Regions from separate parts of the Homo sapiens genome. Here region 1 is linked to region 2. A link is an interaction called in ENCODE POLR2A ChIA-PET data of the cell type or tissue named here. Cell type or tissue: PC-9. All regions are shown on one strand.

What was found. ChIA-PET counts read pairs that join two places held together with the same protein. Peaks named below come from ENCODE experiments on the same cell type or tissue, not always from the same donor. Only the 100,000 strongest peaks of a DNase experiment are listed, where the experiment ranks them.
Region 1: POLR2A ChIA-PET joins it to region 2 with 11 read pairs; 3 of 35 experiments call an interaction of 5 or more read pairs at or near these places.

The regions. Positions count from the first base shown.
Region 1 is chr13:44,688,401-44,696,400 of GRCh38, forward strand. The region is part of intron 3 of LINC00407 (long intergenic non-protein coding RNA 407); the gene reads left to right. The region is part of intron 2 of LOC105370185 (a long non-coding RNA gene); the gene reads right to left. Among named protein-coding and RNA genes, the nearest start is that of LINC00407, 52 kb to the left of the region's middle. In PC-9, no CTCF peak of the experiment used is centred here; no DNase peak of the experiment used is centred here.
Region 2 is chr13:44,467,099-44,475,098 of GRCh38, forward strand. The region is part of intron 1 of TSC22D1 (TSC22 domain family member 1); the gene reads right to left. Among named protein-coding and RNA genes, the nearest start is that of TUSC8, 65 kb to the left of the region's middle. In PC-9, CTCF peaks have their summits at 4,070 (motif pointing left) and 4,270; a DNase peak (open chromatin) is centred at 4,733; H3K27ac peaks cover 2,601 bases.

The DNA of each region.
Region 1 (8,000 bases), 220 kb after region 2:
TGTCACGCTCCTTCCCTCCATCTGCTTCCTCTCCCCACCTTACTTACCACTCTTTCAAGTCAGGCTGTTTTGGTGTTTTGTGTTTGTTTACTTGTTTACTGGATTCCTGAAGGTGAACTGCACTGTCTGCCTTGTTCTCCACAGCCCCCCAGCATCTAGAACTGTGCCTGGTACAAGAAAGCACTTAGCAAATATTTGGTGGGATGATGAATGGCTGTAAAAGGATTAAATGATTTAGACTTTTAGATACTTGTAAGTATCTCTCCTGGGAAAAGATGTTTTGTTCCAAATTTCAGTCAAAAAAGGTATGTTTTCACAGGTTGTTAAAATTTTTCAAAATTAATATTTTTAATGGAAAATGTTCCATATTTTATAGTCTTATAGCTATGGGTCATGAACCAGCTTGGGCATGTGCCTCCCCCACCAGAGGACTGAGTGTTAGAGTCCCAGAAGGTTGGTGAACCTTTATCACAATGAGCAGTGTCTTGTTTTGACTACCTCACATGAAAGCATAACAGATTACTTCTAAAAATAGCTATTTTATTTTGAACTTGTTCTTTCCATTTTGAATATGGCCAATCCTGAAAAGGGATTTATTGAATTCACATTATACTTCTCTCAAAAGTAAATAGCATTAAAGAGCAAACACAGTGGTTTATCACATGACGTAGAGGCAAATTAATCCTTTATTGCAAGGTATAATTTAATATTGGACACATTGTGTTTGAGGCACTGGGGGACTTCCTAGTGAGAGCTTGCTAGTCATTAAAAATGTGGGTCTGGAACTCAGGAAAGCAGACTCAGCTTCAGAGACAAATGGGTGTCATTGTTGCACATGTGGTACTGGAGCAATAGTGGTAGGTAGGATTTCTCAGGTGGAACATGTGGAATCAGAGACGGAGCCAAAGTCATCTCCTAAACAGCCCACAGAAGAGGAAAAAAAACAGGAAGGAAGACTTGGAATCAGAAGTACCAAGTCATTCAAGTAGCTACCTAACCAAGTATAAGTTGACTTACTAGTCGCCTAAGGTATGTAATTCCTGACCAGCTCCTGAAGATAAGAAAGAAGAGAGAAAAGTAATACATGTACCATGACCTTTAAAAGAGAGAGAGAGAATTGGATAGAACATAAAACTGACAAACAACATATGAAAAAATGCGAATCATGCCTCATTCGCAAATTATCTTACAAAAGCAGACACCTAAATGGAAGAGTTGGCAAAATGTAGAGCTTGGTAAAGAAAGCCAGAGAAGAAATACTAGGGCAAACCTCAAGTGAATACAGGAATAGCACTGAGAGCTAAAAAGGAAAGTTTTTTTTTTTTTAAAAAAACAACTTATTAAATGCCAAACGGTAGATGTGTCCCTGCTGTACCAAGAAATGTTGGTGTTCCCAGGGCATCTGTGTTAAGTAACTGAAACAAAATGTTTTTCATTCAAACAACTGCATTTTGAACAGAAGACTGAAAACAAAGTAAAGCAAAAAGATTGTAATCCTGAAACAAACCGACATACATATTCTATGAATGTGTAGTAGCAAAACACAGAAGCAGGATAATCATTTAATTGCATTTATGCAAGTGCTTTGACTCTTCATTGTTGGCAAATAAATTGATAAGATTTTTAAATGGCAGAGAGGACAGATCTAGGAAGCATAATGCTTGTTCCTGATCAAAATGAGCTGATTGGAAAATTTTTCAAACATTTTCAAGCAAAACACTTGCATTTAATTCCGTTGAATCTGATGAAGTATGATTGACAGTGGACCAAGAGCCCCGACCACTGTGCTCCCCATCCCCTGATCAAGGCACCACCTTCTCTCACACTCATCTAAGTGGTCCCTGAGAAACCTCCAAGGAAACCCAGGGGTCTGTGCAGCACATTTGAAAACCACTCAATCAAAGAAAGAAGACACAGTGCGTGTAATACACAAGAACAAGAATTCATGCCCAACGTTTTCTTAGTGACTTGATCCAACTTAAATGTATCCACTTACTAAGTGGAAGTGCTTTAAGCACCAGAAGGAAGTCAGCTTGGGACCCTGATTCTAGTTTCAGTATCTCGGCCGCAGCTGCCATCTATGCACACGTTCATTCTAAGCTAGATCTGAGCAATGGCAATGGTTGTAGCCACCCCAGCACACTGGCAGGTAGCAGTGGGGATGAGAAAGAGGTTTGTTGGGCGTTTCCTACTCATTTTCCAGAGAAGATGGGTGGGAAGTCAAGGAGGCAGGTTTCCAGGAGGTTACTGCAGCTTAAGTTTTAGAATCCCTCCCACAAACTCAGTTAATGCGTATCACCAATCCAAAAAGCATTGAAGATTAGCTACTGTGCAAACACTTGAATGCCCTGGAATCTTATGGCTTATATATGAAAGAAATTTGGTAGAGGTTCTCCCGATCCTAAAAGTTTACATATGACCAATAACATGTTGTGAAGCCAAGAAAACTTTTCTAATTATCAATAGTAATAAAAGACAATTTCCCCTCAATCATGCTAGAGGGAAGACTGAATTATTTATGATCGCTATAGGCATTGATAGTACAAAATCATGGTAATGTAAATAAGTGTGCAGCCCCCAAAAATGTAATGAAAAGGCATTTAGGAAGATGTGCCTGGCAGTTTAGCAATAAAAATTATGACAATAGCTGGGCATGGTGGCTCATGCCTGTAATCTCAGCACTTTGGGAGGTTGAGACAGGCGGATCACCTGAGGTTAGGACTTCGAGACCAGCCTGACCAACATGGTGAAACCCCGTTTCTACTAAAAATACAAAAATTAGCTGGGCATGGTGGCGCATGCCTGTAATCCCAGCTACTCAGGAGGCTGAGGCAGGAGAATTGCTTGAACTCAGGAGTCGGAGGTTGCAGTGAACCGAGATTGCACCACTGCACTCCAGCCTGGGCAACAGGGCAAGACTCTGTCTCAAAAAAAAAAAAAAAAAAAAAATTATGATAATATTTTTCTAGGTTTTGTAGTGTTTCTGTTATTGATCAGCTTTTTATATTTTTAAATCTGTTGTGATTTCTTTTCTAATTCTAAAGAAATCACTTTTGTACCTGACTTTGTATTAGGCATTTTGTACTCTTTTTTTTTCTTCTTCGTGTAGTCTTTTTTATTTAAGATGGTGCCAAAAGCCAGGTACAGTGGCTCATGCCTGTAATCCCAGCACTTTGGGAGGCCAAGGCAGGCAGATCACTTGAGGTCAGGAGTTCGAGACCTCCTGGCCAACATGGTAAAACCCTGTCTCTGCTAAATATACAAACATTAGCCGAGTGTGGTGACGGGCACCTGCAGTCCCAGCTACTTGGGAGGCTGAGGCAGGAGAATTGCTCAAACCCAGGAGGTGAAGTTTGCAGTGAGCCAAGATCATGTCACTGCACTCCAGCCTGGGCAATAGGGATAGACTGCATCTCAAAATAAACAAACAAACAAACAAAGATGGTGCCAAAAATTATACAAGCCTCAGGCCTTGCAAAGCCTGGATCTGCATCTGTTTACCTTGGAGGTGCAGTGGGCAGACGACAATTGCTTCTTGGGCACTGTCCTATTCTGCTAGAGTTTGCAGTAATTGAATGTGCAGACTGATGGGGATGGAATGGGGGCTTTCATAGATGAAAAAATCGAGAGACACAAAGTCAGTCTTATTTTAGACCACATTCATAACAAACGTCAAATCGCACCTCCTCCCCTCAAGCCAACTAGATCCTTCAATATCCAATTATCATCATGGACATAAAAGAAGGAAATGTTGAGTATAAAGGGAACCCCACCTTGCATCTAAGCTGGGATTCCACTCTGGACATAAATCATAAACTGCTGGGGTTGGCCTATAAGACATTATTTGCATGAAGAACAGAGAAGCCTTCTGGGAAAGAACTCACCCTAAGGGAAGCAGGAGCTTCACATGAACAGCTTGCCCCTGTCATCTTTGCAAGTTCTACAAAGAGAACATCAGAGCTTGCAAAAATATAGCTTAACTTAGGGTTTATACACTAAAACAAAGAGAGGGGGGAGACAGGGTAACTTTAGTATCCTGAGGGCCCTGCTGCTTTCCACTGCTGTGGTATGAGACAGCAGCACCAGAAGGTATCTGGGGGGAAAAAGAGGCCTAGTGAGCACAGTGATCCCTGTTGGTGATCAGTGGAATGATGAGTGCGTAGCAGGAGTTAATTTGTCCATGAGTATACAGAGACTTGTAGAAATAACACGGGAAGACATATTGCAGAGGACTGAAGAGGTCCTGGCTGAGCTGGTGTGGGCACAAACTAGTGAAATTTGGTTTATTGCTCTAGTAATGACAGGGCAGGGAGTGGGGATGCTCAGGGATAACATAATCAAGAGGACCTGGGTGTTATCTGCCACAAGCTTACTGTGTGACTTTATACCTCTGCTTTCCTCATGTGGAGAAATTTGGTGCAGGTGTCAGACAAATGATCTCTAAGATATCTGCTAGCAGATTCAAATTAATGTTCTCTCTATTTTATCAGAGATTAGATGCAAATGGTTTCAGTCATGCCAACAGCTGGGCTCCCGCAGGCCTGCAGTAAGTGACTTTTAGAAATTATGCACCTACTAATTTCTAGATGAACAAAGTGAATCTCAGAGCAAACAAGCGACTTCTCTGGTGCTACTATTCTCAGAAGCACAATGTAACCAGAATCTGAGGCCGCTGAAGAGCTGGAATTCAAAAAAACAGTGCTTCTGCCAGGACTGCGGGATATGGCAGTGGGGGCAGTGGCTGTAGGGCTCTGTGACCATAGAATGCTGTCAATGATGTCCCTAGAACTGTGCTGTGTGTCACCTGCCCAACCGTATATGGTGGCCCTCCTCTGTCCCCCTTGTCCCTACTCTCAAAATTTAGTTCCAAGTCCCATGACTGGAAGTCCCAGGAAAAGGAAGGGTGGAGGTGCTGGAGCAGTCCTCTGCCCTGCCCACTGCCTTTTCCTCTCCTAGGAATGCATTTTATTTTAAAAAGTTACTTACAGAGCAGAGCTGATGGCTTTCCCAGATGCCCTGCCACCAGACAAGACTGCGCACACTGGGAAAACACAAATGAATTCTCATGCACGCTGGAAAGGTTCAAAATGACAACAGGAAGTTAGAGAATTGTGAGGAAAATGGAAAATCCTTAGGCAATTTATGAAGATGACAGATTGGAATTCTCCAGTCTCTTGCTTCTCTGCCAAGCATAGCTACTGCTAAAGAGAGTAGCACAAAAATGCAGGATGGCCTCTTTCAAGATGGCGGCCTCCAGAAAGCCAGAGTCGCTGCTGGAGAGGCAAGGGAGCAGCCAAAGAGCACCCACAGAAGACAAGGAAGTCAGAGTCCTCGTGGAAAAGCATGCAGCAGAGCACACTTTCTCAAGCACACCCAGACTCATCGACTTCTATTAAAGTTGCCCAAAGCTGTGCGGTGGCTTATGCCTGTAATCTCAGCACTTTGGGAGGCTGAGGTGGGTGGATCACCTTAGGTTAGGAGTTCGAGACTAGCCTGGCCAACATGGTGAAACCCTGTCTCTACTAAAATACAAAAATTAGCCGGACATGATGGCAAGTGCCTGTAATCCCAGCTACTCAGGAGGCTGAGGCAGGAGAATCGCTTGAACTCGGGAGGTGGAGGTTGCAGTGAGCCAAGATGGTGCCACTGTGCTCCAGCCTGGGCGATAGAGCAAGACTCAGTCTCAAAAAAAAAAAAAAAAAAAAAAAAAAAAAAGTTGCCCAAAGCTATGGTAGAAAATGGCCCCAGGATTCTATGGCCCAGCCCATGTCCATGCCAGGGAAATATCATAAATTTGGTATGGAAGCAGAGAATCAAACATGCTTTGAGCTCATCTGCCACATTGTGCCCACATGCTCTTCCTGTGTTTGCCATGGGGTCACACACACAGGCCCCTGCTGCTCACCTTTACAGACCTTTCTCCAGGTGGCTCTTCTGTGTTCTGCTCTGTGCAATGCATGTCCAAGAAGGAACTGACACAGAACAGTCAGATAAACTGATATTTAGACCAGTGCACTTCAGCCTTGGCTACACATTGAACTCATCTGGGGAGCTCTGCAAAAATGCCTAATGCCTGGCTCCTACCCCAGACCAAATAATTCAGCATGTCAGGCTGGAATACTGGCATTTGCTAAGAGCTGGTGCAGGTGGAAGCATCTGCCAACTCTGAGAGCTAAATCAGTGATTCTTAAACTTTGCTCAAATATAAAAAACTCTTTCCTTTGAATTTTAACTCTTTAGGACCCCAACATTCTGGTCACATATTTTGGGGGAGCTTTAAAAAAGCCCAGTGTTCAGATTGTACCCCATATCGATTAAATCAGAATTTCTGGAGATGGGAACCAGGCATCAGTATTTTAAAAAATTTCTCAGATACTTCAAAAGTTCAGCCAAATTGGGAACCAATGAGTTAAATGATAACAGTCTAGTTCAAACAGTAGGATCTCGGTGTGTGGCGGTTGAGGAGGTTGGGAAAGGGGACCTACCTTCCAAGCTAGGAATAAGAAATCAACAGAGTTTGGCAGGAGGCTGGTTGGTTGTATTAGCAAATCTAAAGATAGAACATGTCAACCAAAGCGGGATGTCTGCATGGAACAGGGAAAGTGGGAGTCAGAGAGGAAGGTCTAGCCAAGGGGGCAGTGCATGGGTGACCTCATGGGAACATCCAGTCCTATCTGTTTGGCAGGTCTGTCCCCAAAGAAGAGATGAAGGGACAAGCTTAAGAAAATTTGGCACCTGGCTGGGTACGGTGGCTCACGCCTGTAATCCCAGCACTTAGGGAGGCTGAGGCGGGTGGATCATTTTTGAGGTCAGGAGTTCAAGACCAGCCTGGCCAACATGATGAAACCCTATTAGTACTAAAGATACAAAAAATAAGCCAGGTGTGGCTACAGGCACCTGTAATCCCAGCTACTCAGGAGACTGAGGCAGAAGAATTGCATGAACCCAAGAGGTGGAGGTTGCAGTAAGCCAAGACCGTGCCATTGCACTCCAGATCCAGCCTGAGTGCCAGAGTGAGACTCTGTCTAAAAAGAAAAAGAAAAAAAAGACACCCTTTGACATTAAACCTTCCTTCTAATATCCCCTGCTCAGCCTGTGCTCAAGCGGCATTCTCATTACCATTTGTCTTCCTTTTAGTTTTCTACTGGGAAAGAACATGTTAGTCAAGGTGACACAAATGTCCACTCAGCTTAGAAGTTCTTATTTCTTGTTGCAAATTAATAAATTGTCATTTTGGTTTAGATAGCCGCTTCCTGAGAGCTTGAGTGATGTGGATCTGTCCCTGAGAACCTGACTCACTCTAGCAGGTTGAAACAGTCTAGTTTCCAAACCTGCAGATTAGTTTCACCAAAGTGGCACCATTTCAAAATTCCTGGGGCTTAGCACAGAGTGTTTTTCATGATCCACCAAATTGGGAGCTCCTGGAAGACGCTGGTCAGTGTTTGATTCTTCTGTGTATCACCAATACCACCTTAATTCCAAGACACCATAGGCAAGGATGATAGTCTGAATATATACATCCATGTCAGCAGCACGGCTGTTTCTGTACAATGCCAGCCCCAGTGCTGGAGCAGAGTCCTGGAGGCCACCATAGAGCCAGGTGCTAATGCTGGTCTTACGGAATTCAGGGGGTCCTGGGGAAGAGATTGCTATGTCTGCAGCAGAGGAAGGCACTGGCGAGGTTCAAGGTAGAGACGTTTTGCCAATCAGCACAGAAGTATTTTGATATTTTAGAAATTAGTAGATACAGCCATACTGGTGCATGACAGCTGAATATCAGCTGTTTGTAGGTAACACGTATTTGTTGATTCGATGAGTACCCCCCACTAAAGCATCCTTCTTATGGCTGGTGGCACTCCTCCATCTGCCTTCCCACAAAATGCCAAAGACTTTCCTGCCCAGGGCTCCTTGACCCATGAGAGAATGTGACTAAGTATGGTCTTAGCTTCACATCACATATCCTGGGGAGCTGGTGGTTCTGGTGGCTGGGACCTGAGGAG
Region 2 (8,000 bases):
TTGCAGTCAGCCAAGATCACGCCACTGTACTCCAGCCTGGGCAACAGAGCAAGACTCCTTCTCAAAATAAACAAAAAAACAAAAAAAAATAGCTGCTATGAAGAATGAAACTGGATCCCTCCCTGTCTCTCACCATATATAAAAATTAACTTGAGATAGATTAAGGACATGGATACCTGACGTGAAACCATAAATATTCTAGAAGAAAACCCAGGACACACTTTCTGGACACTAGCCTTAGCAAATAATTTATCACTAAGATCCCAAAAGCAAGTGTAACAAAAACAAAAATAAATAAATGGGACTTACTTAAACTAAAAGCTTCTGCACAGCAAAAGAAATAACAGAGTAAACAGACAAACTACAGAATGGGAGAAAATATTTGCAAACTATACACCTGACAGAGGAATAATCTCCATAATCTACAAGGAACTCAAACAAATCAGCAAGAAAAAAAAATAACTCCGTTAAAAAGTGAGCAAAGGATATGAATAGATATTTCTCAAAAGAAGATATACAAATGGCCAAGAAACATATGGAAAAAATGCTCAACATCACTAATCATCAGGGAAATGCAAATCAAAACCACCACAATGAGATACCACCTTGCCCCAGGGAGAATGGCCATTGTTTAAAGTCAAAAAACAATGGATGCTGGCACAGATACAGTGAAAAGGGAACATTTATACACTGTTGGTGGGAAATTGGTACAACCTCTGTAGAAAACAGTATGGAGATTTCTCAGAAAACTAAAAGAAGATCTATCATTCAATCCAGCAATCCCACTACTGGGTATTTACCAAAAGGAAAAGAGTCATTATATAAAAAAGACACTAGCACTCATATGTTATCACAGCATAATTCACAATTGCAAAAATATGGGATCAACCTATACACACACGCGCACACACACACACACACACAATGGAATAAAAAGAACAGCCATATAAGAACAAAATAATATCTTTTGCAGCAACTTGGACAGAACTGGAGGCCATCATTCAAAGCAAACTCAACTCAGGAATGGAAAACCAAATACCAAATGTTCTCACCTATAAACATGAGCTAAGCCATGGGTATGCAAAGGCATACAGAGTTGTATAACGGACACTGGAGACTCAGAAGTGGGGTAGGTAGAAAGGGGGTGAGGGATAGAAAATCACCTGTTGGGTACAATGTACACTATTCGGGTGATGGGTACACTAAAAGCCCAGACTTCACCACTGTACAATTCATCTATGTAACCAAAAACCACTTGTACCCCTAAAGCTATTGAATTTTTTTTTTAAAAAAGCTGCTACCATTTATTCAGCATTTACAATATGCTAGGCAATTTTCTAAGCACTTTGTATGTATCATCTTATTTCGTTCCTGTAACAACCCTAACAGTCACCTGGGACACAGAGAAGTAACTTGCCCATAGTAGATGGATCCAGGTTTCAAAACAGTCTGTGCTCCTAACCATGACATTCTGCATTATTTAAGATACCTTCCACCTGCAACAAACCAAGTAATTTTTTGAGGTAGCTGGTATTTAATCCAGCATTTGGGAACCGCTATACTATGGGAATGTTCAAGTCGCTTTAGCCATTTCACTCTTTGAAATCAGACACAAAATCAACAGTATCTCCTATTACTGGTCTTTATATCAAGAAATATTATCATCTTTATTATGAAGAATTTATAATATGCTAAATGCACAGAAATAGTTTTCCTGTAGAAGACTGGCTTATGTCTAAGTTTGCTGTTTCTAACAAAAATAGAAATTTTATATAACATAGTTTTTTCTTAACCTCACCTAGCAAGTTGCTATGTTTTATCAATTCTGCCCTAATAATATCTTAAAGGCTTTTAAATTCTTTCTGTATTCCTACTGACATCACACTAATTCAGATTTATATCATAAAACTTCCAGATTATTGATTGCCATATCATCTCAACTGGTCCATCTGGCTCCAATCTCTCTCCAGCTGGATCCAAGCAAATGCACCCTGCGCTTTCAGGCTAATTTTCTTAAAACATTTCCTGCCTGTCACCCATGCAATTACAAGTCTGTTAATGATTACAGGGTACCTACAGGGTAAGCCCCCAATCTTTATAACCAGGCATTCAAGATCTATAAGTACCCACCGCCTACCCATCTCCGGCTTCCCTTTCCTAAATTCAACTACAGTACAGTTTTTAATCCAAAATTCCTTCATAAAGACAAATACATCTTAAGCCACATTTAAAATGAGAAAAGTATTTAAATTGTGGGCTAATTCTTTAAATCCGTTTTAATAAAATTCTAGCTATCTTGGAGTTAAATGTTCAAATCTCATACTACTTCAAATGAGCTGCTTTTACTAATAGCTCTTAAACTTTTGGCAGAATATGTAGGAGGATGTTCTTAACACAAATTAAGCTCTTGCATCTGATCTTTCTGGTAATCTTGAAGTTCAGAGTTAGTTTTAGATGTCCAATTACTCAAAAACTCTGCCCCAAAGCAACAGGGAGGGTGTAGACTGTGTTTTAAAGCACGAATCTTGTATAATTCACTGAGCCAGTTTGTCAGACTTGAATTGTATTATTTTTACTTGAAAACACATAGTACCATGCCAAGAGGAAAATGTACCCAATCCTAGAAGTACAAGCTAGTGAAATTTATCTATCTATTTAAGTCATGAAAGTTCCACTTACTCGTCTACTATGAAGTTTAAAAAAAAGTTCTACTACCAAGCAGAACTGAGAAGAGTCAATTGACGATGCCCTAATATCCATTTCAGGTGGAGCTAATTTATCAGTTATTTCCTGTGGCTTCTCTGGAGCTCTTATAAAAGTTCTCCATTACCCCTTGAGGACTGAATTTAAGATGAGGGGGGAAATATGATGATTTATGCAGCCATCATGCAAAATCCATATGAGTAAGAAAGTGACAGGTAGATAAACATTTTAGAGAGCCAGAGAAAGGATTGCTGCTGGAAACCATGCCCTCTCCTCTCCCCTTAAGGTAGGGCTCAACTGTTGCTTTCTTAGTGCTTATGTGATGTTAAACTGATTCATCTTTTAAAAGATTAGAAAAATATGCAAGTAATTAATGAAGGGAACAAATATGAAAGAAAACTTCCCCCTAGTCAAATCTTTTATAACAGGTTCGCAGAACAACTCCAGACCTGGAAGCCTGTGGAAAGGGAAACACAGTATCCACTAATGAGCAAACCAAGAAGTCCAAAGGATGAAGATTTTACCCACTGCTTGTTGTATCACCAATAAAGGCATAAACTGCCTTGAAACAGCTCTCCAATTACCAGAGCAGGTAATTGGATTCGAAAGGAAAATAGATTCGCGTCTGGCCACATCCTTTATAATTATTATTATCTCATTCATACAAATGATGTACAACTCAGAGTCTAAAATATTTTTATAGGAAAGATTCCTTAAAGTTGCTCCATGAGCAGTTAGATTTGTTTCTAATATTTCTCATAACTACAGAACTCATTCCTCATGGTCTGGTGCTACCTTTACGATACTGGTGTTTGAAGAAGAAATTTTAAGGCCTCATAGTTTATTTTCCTTCCCCCAAATACCCTGTGTCACAAAAGCCGCTGGGAGAAGGCAATGTCTGCCTTCATTTGCTATTTAATTTTGCAGGAAAGCAGCCATGTTGTACCACACCAGAGGCTGGCACTTCACATGATTCACTTCACCTCCAATAGGAAAAAAATGCAGATAAAGCAAAAAGCAAGTTGACGTCAGACCCAGCTTTTAAGAGTCACGGTCCAGAGTCTCTGCTGGGACCAGTCCTTATTCCCTCCACACTACTGTTACTGACCACTCCATCTTAATCACATCCAATAATACATTCAAATGGCTCACTGACAACAGATAAGTTATATTCTACTGCTTAAGAAATCAGGAAATGTGAAATATAGTTTAGTTTTCCATCAAAAAAGTTAAAATTTAAAAGTTCTGGCATATAAAGTGTGTAATAGCCAACTATCTGGAAAACTTAGATTTTAGATAACCAATGGTTTGCTGTTCATCAAAGCAAAAAGAATCTACAAAATACAATCCTGCCACCTTGTGGTACCTGTTCAAAAGTACTTCATACTTTACCATAAATTTTCTAATTTTAAAAAATGTGCTTATTTGAAAAAATATTAATCAAGATAAAGTTATTTTAAAATATTAAATACTCATGCTGACATTAGCTAAAATGCACTGAAATTTGTTTGAAATGAAATTATTTCTCAGGTCAAAACTAAATTATCTCTTCCAACATAAGATGTGGAAATGCAATTGTGTAGCACTTGGATCTCTTGATAAACTCTTACCATCACACTTTCCTTTCTGACAGTTAAATAGCCGGAATGTTAAATAAATAGAACTGCAAAACTTACTAGATAGCATTGCTTGATCAATTTTTAACTACAAGTAGAGATTAAGTATGGTAAATTTCTATATCTTTACTAAACTTATAATTTTTAGATTGTTCAGACTCTTCAATGAACCTAAATAGACTTAAGTTTCTTAACATCATATTGACGTATAAGAGAATAGTTCTAAAACAGTGAATTAAAATACAGAACCACTGGCAGTTTCAGAGCATCATCTACAATAATTACTTTTAGAAAATTGTTAAGTGATGACTAAGTCTCCTTTGACAAATAAAATATTGAAAGCTTATCCTGTGAAAATATAAACTACCAATTACAGGAGTCCTCCCTTATCTGTGGTTTCACTTTCCATAATTTTAGTTACCTATACTCCAAAAATATTAAGTGGAAAATTCCAGAAATAAGTCATAAATGTTAAATTATGTGCTGAAATCCTCCCTTTGTCCAGCAGATCCACATTGTATACACTACTTGCCCATTAGTCACCCAGTAACTGTCTCAGTTATCAGATCCACTGTCAGCGTGTCAAAGTGATTGGAGGATTCAAGTAACCCTTATTTTACTTCATAGCCCCAAAGTGCAAGAGTAGTAATGCTGGCATATTGTTATAATTGTTCTATTACTGTTGTTGTTAATCTCTTACTGTGCCTAATTTATAAATTAAGCTTTATCAGAGGTATGTATGTATAGGGAAAAAACATACTGAATATTGGTTTTGATCCTATCCTCAGTTGCAGGCATCCATGGGGAGTCTTAGAATGTGACCCCTGGAATAAAGAGGGGTCACAAATGCAAAGATAAACTGTGGCATTTTTCTGTTATACAGCATCCTTTGAATTCTTCTATTTAACAAATACTGGTCATCTCTTTTGTCTCACAACTTGAGAACTGTTCCTTTTTTTTCATATGAGACAGCATGTTTTACTTTGCACACTGGTATCAATCCTTCAGACACTCTCAACCATTGACATATCTGATTTCTGTCTCCCCTCTCACCCACTCACTCACTCAACAAACATATGAGGACCTGCTATGTGTACCAGGTCCCTAAAACGGAAACATGAAAAAGCATAGTCCTCGCCTGTAACCCCAATATTGTGGGAGGCTGAGGTGGGCAGATCACTTGAGTCCGGGAATTTGAGACCACCCTGGACAAAATGGTGAAACCCTGGCTATACAATTAACCGGTTGTGGTGGCATGTGCCTGTAGACCCAGCTACCCTGGAGGCTGAGGTGGGAGGACTGCCTTTGCCTGAGCCTGGGAGGTTGAGACTGCAGTGAGCCATGACCTAATCTTCAAGGAAAGGCAATTTTCTTTGTTTTGAGGTATATATTTTTGAACATTCCTTCTATCCCTCAAATTCTTCTCAAAATAAGCTCCACATCTAATTGTACAACTGCAGTAGTCCATTTTCATGCTGTGGATAAAGACCTGAGATTGGGCAATTTAAAAAAGAAAGAGATTTACTTGGACTTGCAGTTCCACGTGGCCAGGGAAGCCCAATTATGACGGAAGGCAAGGAAGAGCAAGTCACGTCTTACATAGATGGCAGTAGGCAAAGAGAGAGAGCTTGTGCAGGGGAATTCCTCTTTTTAAAACGGAATTGCAGACCCAATGTACATCTTTTATTCAAACTGATTAATGCATTTTTAGATTTAAAATATTAAATTTATTAAATAATATTAAATCTACCAATCACTCAAGTATTTTACATTCATTTAAAACTATACAACTGGAGGCCAGGCACAACGGCACAGGCCTGTAATCCCAGCACGTTGGGAGGCCAACGCAGGTGGATCACTTGAGGTCAGGAGTTTGAGACCAGCCTGAGCAACATGGTGAAAACCCATCTCTACAAAAAATACAAAAATTAGCTGGGCATGGTGGCACACACCTGTAGTCCCAGCTACTTGGAAGGCTGAGGCAGGAGGATCTCTTGAGCCCAGGAGGTCGAGGTTGCAGTGAACCAAGATCATGCCACTGGACTCCAGCCTGGGCGACAGAGCAAGACCCCTGACTCTAAAAATAAAAAATAAATAAATAAATAAAAATAAAACTGTACAATTGGATGAGTACTTTTGTCAGCATGCAAATCAGTTTAAGTTATACAAACAGTAGAAGCAGTATATATGTGTGTGTGTGTGTGTGTGTATATATTTAGCATAGATGTATATATTTTTAAATTAAGCTAGTCAGGCCAGCTTTATTAAGCATTCACAAAAATCCACATTTCAAAAGAACCATGCAACTGATGGTTTACATATAATTTGAGGACCTCTATTCCTAAGACAAACTAAAGTACAGCTAACATCATCTTTAATTATAGACTAATTAAGCTAATGTTTTCTGATAGAAAGGCTCAATATAATACTCAATCTTTTACAATTTTAAGCCAATTTGTAATGGCTTCAACTGAGGAGTCCAACAAATTAAAAAGCTGTTATGCAACTAAATGTTTAAAGATCTTAAGCTAAAAAAGGACTATACAATTCATCTCAGTTAACCAGTAAAAAATTTCTATCATGATCTCCAAATAATCCTCCAAGTGATTTTTAAAATAGCTTTAAAATTTTTCCAGCTGGGAAAAACAAAGCAAAGAACTAAAATGGCTGAACTGAACCTTATTTCACCCTCCAAGCTGAGTATTTAGAAACCAACTGCTTTTCAAGGTACTAGGCAGGACTTAGGACAACTGAGAGACAATTCCTTCCACAATTATTTGAATTACAGTGAGGTACTCACAGCAGGATTATCACTAGACTATAGGAAAAGCTTCACGCTACAGACTATGGTGGCTTTCTTGGGCCTCTCTTCCCACCCAGGCCCAACTGACACTCCTGGTGGACAAACAAGTGCTTCAGGAAGTAGTCCCAAAATTCCATCTGTCCCCTAAGGCAGTTTCTACTTAAAGGGGCAGTGGTCCAATTTATTTATGATGACTCATTACTTCAAAGAGAACAAAAATACTATGAATATAGTGATTTGTTATGTTTCAAGCATTTTAAAAGGCATGGGTGATTTTCTTTAGGTTTTCTTAGAGTGCAACAAGTTAATAACATAAGACCTCTACAGATCATTTCGTCTTGATCCCAAAATCAGGAAAATCTAGTGAGGGTTTTCCCCACTTTTGACACACTTATGTCAGAGGTGAAAAAACAATAAGGATGCAAGAATGGAAGGAAGGAGAAGAGGAAGAGAAAGGATGAAGGAAGGGTTAAAAATAAGAATGGAGGGAAGAAGGAGGGAGAGGAGATGAAGAAAGGGAGGTAGGGGAAGGAGGACGGGAGGAGAGTAAAAGGAGGGAGGGAGAGGAAAGGGAAGAAAAACTAACCAGACAAGTAAACCAAAACCCAGGCAAGCAGGTATCAAGAAGCCTCAGAAATGTAGAAACGAGATATCTGACAACTTTTTCATTCCCAGTACAATAAGGCCTCATTGTACTTCCTGCAATTTATATCTTAGATATTCTACTCTAGCCCTAGAAATATACTATCTTATTGGAGCAGAGGTGGGGAAGGGGCGGGAAACAAAAAGAAATCTACAATTCTTTGTTTTTCTATTATTTAAACAGTCTGCAATGTTGTTCCAGAAGGTAGACAAGAGACTGATAAAACCAACCAAAA